Linked DNA regions of Homo sapiens: region 2 is linked to region 1. Evidence: chromatin contacts called from ENCODE Hi-C or POLR2A ChIA-PET data. All regions are on one chromosome and are shown on one strand. Each heading gives the region's core, a stretch centred on a gene start or an enhancer-like site at or near the end of the contact. The rest is flanking DNA. Distances are from core to core; before and after follow the strand shown.

Evidence for each region. A loop is a pair of places that touch in the nucleus more often than their neighbours do. ChIA-PET counts read pairs that join two places held with the same protein, here RNA polymerase II (POLR2A). Pooled maps may share reads with other maps.
Region 2: a map of endothelial cell of umbilical vein shows a loop between it and region 1 (6-fold over the local background). The contact joins two enhancer-like sites. A Hi-C loop is called at or near these places in 4 of 168 maps with a recorded cell type or tissue (Calu3, PC-9, endothelial cell of umbilical vein and 1 more) and 8 of 50 pooled maps. POLR2A ChIA-PET finds 5 or more read pairs at or near these places in 5 of 52 experiments (AG04450, HCT116, PC-9 and 2 more).

Annotation. Positions count from the first base shown.
Region 1 is chr10:127,943,816-127,948,280 of GRCh38, reverse strand. All of the region lies in intron 1 of PTPRE (protein tyrosine phosphatase receptor type E), which reads right to left. Among named protein-coding and RNA genes, the nearest start is that of PTPRE-AS1, 12 kb to the right of the region's middle. Within about 2 kb of position 2,705, at least 4 of the 41 ENCODE cell types and tissues checked have a DNase peak (open chromatin) inside an H3K27ac peak, as active enhancers do; they include PC-9 and endothelial cell of umbilical vein, where a contact is called at or near this core.
Region 2 is chr10:127,989,516-127,993,980 of GRCh38, reverse strand. All of the region lies in intron 2 of PTPRE (protein tyrosine phosphatase receptor type E), which reads right to left. Among named protein-coding and RNA genes, the nearest start is that of PTPRE-AS1, 58 kb to the right of the region's middle. Within about 2 kb of position 2,685, at least 13 of the 41 ENCODE cell types and tissues checked have a DNase peak (open chromatin) inside an H3K27ac peak, as active enhancers do; they include PC-9 and endothelial cell of umbilical vein, where a contact is called at or near this core.

The DNA of each region.
Region 1 (4,465 bases), core at 1,456-3,955:
AATTTTGCTGTGAATTTAAAATGCCCTAAAATAAAGTCTCTCTTAAACAAAAAAAAAGGAGGGGGTGATGGTGTGTGCACATCCCCAAGCTCAGGACTCTGTGCTGGTCTTCTAAGCCTAGGCTCACCCTTCCCCATCTGCTCTCCTGGGGGCCAACGGAGTGGCCCAACACACATCTAAGCATCTACAGGGCTCAAAAGCTTCAGCAGCTCTTCACCCCTCCTAGGAGAAAACCCAAACCCTTGGGCATGGCATGGGGCATCCTTCACGGTGTGGCTCGCATTTAGCTGATGGGCCTTTCCCATCTCACGTCCCATGCTGTCACATGAGAAGGTATTTATTGGGGGGTTGGCTCAACCCCTCTAATTAGGGTGGGCTGAGAAGTCCCACAACAGGCCTCAGTTTCCCCACTCCCTGACCTACTTCCCTGTACCCCAGAGACTCTGAACTTTGCCCATTACACAGGTCCAAGACAATGTCAGTTTCTCTTGTAGACTGAATTTTAAGTCCGAGATTTTTCTTGAGCTCATGTGCTCCAGTCCAGATTCTTTCCATAAAAGAACATGACAGGTGATGCCCTGGCAACCTGCAAGTCCCTCGGGTGGTCATGGTGGTCCAGGGAAAGGAGGCCTCCTTTAACATATGGGAGAATAGCCGGGCACAGAAAAGTTATGTAAGAGCATATCTTTTTAAAGCATACCTTTTAAACATTGTGAAAATTTGTCCAAAGACAAGGTAAAATGTCAGAGGCATCAGAGGATGTAAGCATTAAGAGATAAATAAAATGTAAACCCATGGGACAAACCTGAATTCTTCAGAGCAAGAGACAGACTTCTAACACACAGCATAGGGGAGAATGGGCCTCAGGGTGTGGCAACACCTCAACACTATTTCCTAACAGTTGAAGAAGACAATCAGGGGAGGTTTTCCTAGGAGAGGAGTTTTGAATGCACGTGAATCTGGCTCACTTTAGATAAACATACCTCTGAGAATTTTTATTTATTTTGTTTTCACATCTACACTTATTTAATTTTCCAAAACTAAAATATAACCTCTTTTCCAATCACTAAATAAATGTGATCACTGTATTATAAAAACAATTGAACAATGCACAAGAGTATTTTTTTTAAAGTCAAACTGAAGTGCTATCACATTTTCGTGGCTGTCCCATGGCGTAAACCCTTCTCTGTGTCTATGCAATTTTACACAAATCACACTATAAATGATATTTAAAAACATATAGCTTTTTTTTTTTTTTTTGAGACAGGGTCTCATTCTGTCATCTAAGCTGGAGTGTAGTGGCACAATCATGGTGGCCTTGCCCTCCTGAGCTCGAGGGATCCTCCTGCCTCAGCCTCCCCAGTAGCTAGGACTACAGTCACAAGCCATCACATCTGGCTTTAGTTTTTAGCAGAGCCAGGGTCTCACGATGTTGCCCAGGTTGGTCTCGAACTCCTGGGCTCAAGTGATCCTCCCACCTCAGCCTCTCAGAGTGCTGGGATTACAGACACGAGCTGCCGTGTCCTGTGATTCCTTGTTTCTTTTCTTCCTACTCCTCCCCTTTTCTGTACCCACTTTCACTCTATGCCTCTATGCAGTCTTTGTGACCTGCAGTGTGTCTGCACACACCTTTGTCCCTGTACCCACAATTACAGATGAGCAAGTGTGCACAGGTGCAATGTGCAAGCGCATCTTGCTCTTCTCTCTTACCAATGCGGGGTGGAAATCCCTCCCTGCCAGCCTGCGAGGTCTGATGAATATCTCCCAGGGGCTGCAGACTGCTCCATGATGCAGATGCAGAATCAATCTCTTTTCAATCTTTCCCTGTTGACAGGCCTTGCCATTATAAATTTAGTGTTTTATTTTTTGCCGCAATAAACATCCTTGTATATATATCCTTACTTATTTGCCCCAAAATGAGGGCTGAGAGTTCTTTTTCTTCCTAGGCCCTTGAGCAGGATCGGCCACATAGTAAGTTATCAATATCAGTGAAATGGTATATACACGAATAGCCATTCATTCTCCAAGCATTTTGATGTGTGTTTTCTCTTTGTACTTGGGCCCTGAAAGGAAGATTCAGAAGAAGGAAGTCATGCAGCCTGCACCCCTTGCTGGCCTCAGCCAGAAACAAACTCCCAGGTGCTTCTCTGACAGGCACTTCCTGACCCCACAGCATCTGACCTTCTTCTCCAGCCACCTCCTATGCTCTGCTGTGCTCCTCCTGGATCTACTCCTGGCCCATCTTCACCTCAAGGTGCCAGATGCAGCCACACACCAATGCCTCTCAGAGACCCACAGAGAGCTCTGTAGGGGATACTCCATGGAGTCATAGTAGGTCAAAGGCAGAACATCCTGAAATGGTGATTTACAACCTTTTCTTCATGAGCTACAATATGCACGACCAGAAGAGAACTCCATGATGTCAGCGACCCCACAGGGGTTAGCAACGATGAAGGATAAAACAGAGAATGTATTTCTGTGTCCATTTGCCTCAGAACAAGCAGAGGAGGAGAGAGGGGTGATGAATCTTGAGGAGGAAAACATATCACTGAGAAAAACCAAATGACCTGTTGGCCCGCCCTTTGGAGCCTTGAGAGGAAGAAAGCCCTGCTCAGCCCAAACATCTCACACTCACAGGCCTCTCTGAATACCCTGGGGACATATGACCTACTTCCCTGAGAACATGTCATAACAGTGAGTCTTTGGATCACTGCCAAACCCCATTCCTGTAGAGGAAGGTGACACACGCTCCATACATCAGCTTCCTTTGAAGCATGGCATTCATTGTTTGTGACATTTGTTCTGAGACAGAGGCCTCCTCAAAGGAGAGCCCAGAGCAGACAGTAAGACACAGGTGTCCACAGGCAAGGAGCCCAAAGTCTGGCTGGCATGTTGCCTTGGGCTTCAGATATGAGGTCAGGCACAGAGGCCTTTTCTCCTCTACCTGCTTGCCCTGGAAGATTCTCCACATTGAGTTGCCAGTTCCGCAAGTCACCCCTCTCACCCCCATGTATGAATGTTGCTACAGCAGCACAACTAAGCAGGGAATGATCTTAAAGACTGTCTAATCCCAGATCCATATTCACTCTTTAGTCCAATAACTTCGAAAACCAACCAGGTACTGGGCACTGCACTAAGCTCTGGATGTGCAGGGGAAGGGTGAGGAAGCTGGAGGGTCTTTCCTGAGGTCCAATGAAGGAGATAGGCTTATAAACAGATCCATGCCACAAGGCACTCCTGGCCCATGACAGTCACAACGATCCATCCCTAGCCTTCTCTTCCTTTCCCCCATTATTTTGATAGAAGGTGCCACCATCCCCCCAGCTGTCCAGCCCACTGGGGGTCACTCTAGATGCCGCCCTCTTTTTCCCCACACATCTAAAGAACAGTCACTGATTCCTGATCTTCAGGCTTTCTAAAAATGTGTGGAATCTGCCCACTCTCTCCATCTCATTGCCACCTACCTAATTTTATGCCACTATCTTCTTTCACTGCAACAACCCCCTAGCTAGTCTCTTGCTTCCAGTCTTGTACCTACACCAGCCTGCTATCCACGTGGAGCCACAGAGATCTTTCAAATACACAGTTCCATTTGTCACTCTCCTGCTCAATCTCCTCAAATGACCTTCTATTATGTGCAAAATCCTTATAGGGCCTTCATGATCCAGTTTCTGCCTACTTTTCTAACCTCACTAACCTATCCATCCATCTATCCACCCATCCATCCATCCACTTATCCATCCATCCATTTATCCATCCATCCACCCATCCATCCATCCATCCATCCATCCATCCATCCATCCATCCATCCGTCTGTCCATGTATCCATCCATCTGTCCATCCATCCATCCACTTATCCATGCATGCATCCATCCATCCATCCATCCATCCATCCACATATCCATCCATCTGTCCATCGTCCATCCATCCATCCACCCACCCACCATTTAGCCATTCAATCAATATTTATCAAGTACCTCCCAGAGGTGCTCATCCATCCCTGACTATCATGCTGCATGTGACACAACAGCTGTGGTCTTCCTCTTAATTCTCAGTCCTACTTTATACCCCAGTTCTGGTCCCTGGATTCTTATCAGGCCCTCTGAGCAGTAATATTCCCTGGACTTCAGTCCTTCCAGCAGCAGAACCATGATTTGCTGCCACTCTCCACCCTGGCCGAAAGTCAAAGCTTGGCCATTGGCTGACTCACATCCCTGACAGGAGCAACTTTGTGTGCCCTTAGGTTCTGTCGTGCACAAATGCCCCACTTGTTGGGCCAACACTATTGCTTCTAATTAGACTTCCCAGCCCCAATGCCCATAGGAACTACTTCCTCCTCCTTCCACCCAGAGTCCACAGCCAGGTCAACCCACACACACTCATACACCATGCCCAATACTGCCACCCCAGCAGTGGGCACGGTCATTCCAGTCTGCCTGTCCAGCTCGTGAGGAACAGGCCTCCT
Region 2 (4,465 bases), core at 1,436-3,935, 46 kb before region 1:
CACCTTCTGCTCCATCCCGCTGGGTTCTTGACTGTCCACTTCCTGCCCCGACCAGCAACTGAGACTCCCCCAACTCCTCAACAGGGAGGATGGGGGCTGGATGGATGCCTTCTACCTGCCCAGTTGAAGGCAGTGAGAGTATCCTAGTGCCTGGGGGAATGTGACATTAAATAGAAGGTCACACACACACACGCACACACACACACACACACCACTATGAAAGATCCAGAGAGAGAACACGAAGAAAGGAAAAAGCTTTTTTTCCTGCCTTTTGAACGAGTGACCCCGGGTTTTAAGTAGCCAGCCCTGTTTGTGCTAAGTGCTGCCCCAGGCTCTGTGAAGAATGCAAAGATACAACTGTCTTCTCCCTACTCCCCCTTCTTCCACGCCTGTTCATCCCCTCATTCACATATCCATCAGCAACGCAGGTTCCTGAGACCCGATGCATGCTGGGTGAACCCTGGGGATCCCAGGACAATGGGCTCCCTCGCCCCCTCCAGGAGCTGAGACCCTGGCCCCCCATCCCCGTCTGTGACAGTCAGGCATGGCTTCCACATCAACTGTTTTCTGTCCCTCTGCGGTGGCCCCACCACGCATTAGCTTCAAGTTATGTGTCACACATCATATAAATTATGGATAAAGTAGAAAATGGGAGTTAGAGAAAACATGCACTCTCTGATAGCGCGAATTGTCAGGCCATTCTCCGAACTTGACTTTTCATTTCTCAAGATTAGTAGTTCATTTCCTTCTAACCACGTCTTAGAAGAAAACCCTTTCCTGGGGATTTAAGAAACTTAGAAGAGGAGCCCCTGGGTTGCTGTGACACCCCTGATGTAGTTCTCTGTCTTTCATAGACCTGAATACGCAATTTCAGTGAGTCTATTTCCTCAACCCTCTGCTCATTTTCAATCAGGACCCTAGATTCTGTGACCGGGGCAACTTCAAACTTTTTCAGATATCCCAGGCACACTGTGATATACACAGCAGACACATTAAAAAAATGCACTACAGCCTCACTGAAATAAAACAATTCTTATTTATTTTTTAGCTTTATGATGAATTTCAGAAAGGGGCTACTTGTTCTGGAGAAAAATGAAGACTCCCACTTACGCGGTTATTACAAATGCCTGGGCACGCACCTGGCTTTCTGACCACATATTTGAGTTTCTGAAGAGGTATTTGGATTTGTTGCATGATACTTAGTTTTCTGAATGGGGACTTGGATTCTAACCAGGTATTTGGGCTCCTGATGCTGTATTTGGATTTTAGACCTGGTACCTAGGTTTCTAGAGCAGGTGTCTGGCTTTCTGATGCAGGTGCATCAGCAAAAGGAGAGGCTCCAGGCCTGCGGTCTGGCCCTGAGGGTAACTCGGGTGTTTCCTGAGTGCCCCGAGGCCCAGGAGCGTTGGTGAGCAGCTGCCCTGAATAGGGGGCCTCTTCACCAGGGAAGCTCGGCTTCAGGAAGCCCCGAGCTGAGGCCCAAGATGCTGGGCTAAGAGCAAATCATTCCCAAAGAAAGAGACCCCCAGCTGCCACCCTTTGTATTTTCAGTGTGCTATGAATTTCGTGCGAGAACTTTTCAGTTTCTTCTGAGGGCCCAACCTGGATGGCGAGAACCCTAGAGCCTTGCAGAGGTGACTCCACTGAGCAGCTAGGGAGACGGATGTCCTTAGAAGAGGGGTGACCTGCTGACCCCCACGTGGTTGCTTAGCACAGACATTCGGTACCTGAGCCTCACAGGCCCCACCTCTGCTCCTTTTCTGGTCATGTTGTTTTCCCCATGACTAACTCCTGAGTGCTCCACCTGCCCCTCCAGCCTCCCTTTCTCACCCCTCTGATCTGCACCCCTCCTGCCACCTCCTTGCTAGCTGTGTTTCCCATCCTCTAGGTTCTTGGGTTCTACTGGGTAAAATCTGATCCTGGGGGCCCCGAGGTGCTGGGCACAGGGAGGAGCTTCAGCTGCTCACCCGGTGGGCTCACTGGTCAGTGCTCAGGACAGGCAGGAGGGACTCACTGTAAAGATAGGGCGGCCTGTGCTTCAGAGTCATCCTGAAGGAGTGGTGTTGAGGGGCCCAGGAGAGGGAACAGTTTGGTAAGGGGTGGGGCCCAAGACAGGAGCTACATAGCTCTGGTGGCCACAAGTACCTCCGGTGCTATTCTAATAAAGATTATGGATCAGAAAGGATTGCCAGATCCCTGCTGGACGGACAGAGGCCAGTCAGAGTCATCAGAGTGGACAGGGGTGAGACCCTGCGAACACTGTAGGGAAACACCTGATATTACCAGGCTTCCCATTAGGAAACCTCCCACGCGACTTCCCAAATGGATTGGATTTGTATTACCCCCAGAAAATGTTTCAAAAAATTGCACAACTTTGGAAAATATTTTTATAGAAAGAAATGTTTTTGAAAGCTGAATGAGACAGGCTCCTTTTCTAGAGAGCATTCCATTCATGATGGCGTCATGCTTGCCGTGTCTTAAGAGCCTAGGTCAGGTTAAACACCCTCTCTTAAGTGATATTAACATGCCTCCTTGTCTCAAACACTGAGAACCACATTACTCAGCTGGTATCAGAAAGAATTTTTTAAAGGAAAATGACTTAATTCTCAGCTCAGCAGGCGGAAAATATACAGCCGTGGGTAGTGAATCACTCATTAAAAATTAAGTCAGTCCGCCCACAACGGGAAACAGCATAACAGAATGTCGGTGTTGGCTTCAGATTGGAAGGAAGCCAAAAACAGGTTTTGAAAATAGTGATGCCTTTGAATTCGATCTTGCTCAAATAGTCTACTTTTGGGATTTCTAACTTCATCCCGGTGACATCCACTTTCCAGTGTGTCTTCTGTTGAGAACTCCCCTAAGAGGGGAACAGAGTGATATCGAGGGTTTCCATGGTTTCTGACGAGATGAAGTGGTTCACCTTCCCAGTGAATCACTTCTTCTAGCAACATAAACCATCACGCGGCCCCCGGAACCATTTGCCAGAATGGCCCTCAGAACAGTGGGAAAAATACCTTTGTTTTATTAACTAACATTTCTGTTTGAGTTTTAAAATCAAAGCCCACGGATTCTCAGCTTTTCCTTCCTGAATAGAAGCAACATTATAAAAAGGAAATGACCATATTTCAAATAAAAATTTTCCATTAATAAAATGCTTTTTAAAAAAATGTTCTTGCTTCTTTTGGAGAGCAGTGAGAGAGCAAAAACAAATGAGCGAGGCAGGAGGAGGAAGCCCCTAGGCCAGTGCTGCTTTCTCATAGGAAGATGACAAAACATTCACCCCAAAACATGCAGACACATCCTGCAAGACAAGGGGATGAGTGCGGCTGGTCCCCGTCATGGCCGACACATGCAGTAGTTACTTTCTGGGGATTTCTGTTGCTAACTCCAAATCCAGACCAGCACCACCCTAGAGCATAGAACTCTAGGTCTTGAAGATGTCTTTAAACAATTCTCACCCAGCCCTTTATGTTTTAGACCAAGAAGGTGTGACTCAGAGTGATGAAGTGACAAGTCTAAGTCACTCCGCTTTCTTTTCTTTTCTTTCTTTTTTTTTTTTTTTTTTTTTTGAGGTGGAGTCATGCTCTGTCACCCAGGCTGGAGTGCAACGGTGCAGTCTCGGCTCACTGCAACCTCCGCCTCCTGGGTTCAAGTGATTCTCCTGCCTCTGCCTCCTGAGTAGCTGAGATTACAGGCACGTGCCACCATGCCTGGCTAATTTTTGTATTTTTAGTGGAGATGAGGTTTTACCATACTGGCCAGGCTGCTCTCAAACTCCTGACCTCAAGTGATCCAACCACCTCAGCCTCCTAAAGTGCTGGGATTACAGAGGCCATTCAACTTTCCAGAACTAAAATCTTTCTAATCAATCATTTTTCTAGGCTCCTGGGCAAAACACACATTTATACTTAGTAGAGAAAGGACTCAAACATTGGCTCTCTAAGCAATATTTCCTGAAATTAGAACTAGAATCAACCACTTCATTTTTCAATATCTTGCACAATTATAAGCTTGCAAGAGATACCTGATAAACCCGATAAACCCTCAGTGAGCGAATGAACAAATTACTGGCTGTGCTGGAAGGAAACATGCCAAGTGTGTGAAAAGAGATTAGAAAGCTGGATTTGGTCAGCAGATAACATGCAGAAATAATTGGGAACTCTGGCCAAGATCAACTCAAGTGATCATAAAACTGTTCCAAAATATAATTATCAACCAGCAAACCGTTTGCAGAATCCACAGGATATGTTCTTATTTGTTAATGTTCTCTGTCACTTGCATAACTGTCAAATAATATTTTTCATAACGGAAAAGTTTTTCTTTTGGCAGGTCTGAACTTCACCTTTGGTGGTGGTAATGAGAGCCGACTGTTTTTTCAGTTGGAGAGGAGCAGCGTTTCAGTCCGAGAGAGCACCGCTGGGGACTGGCACTTCCTTTCCACTGTCCTACAACTCACTTATCCAGC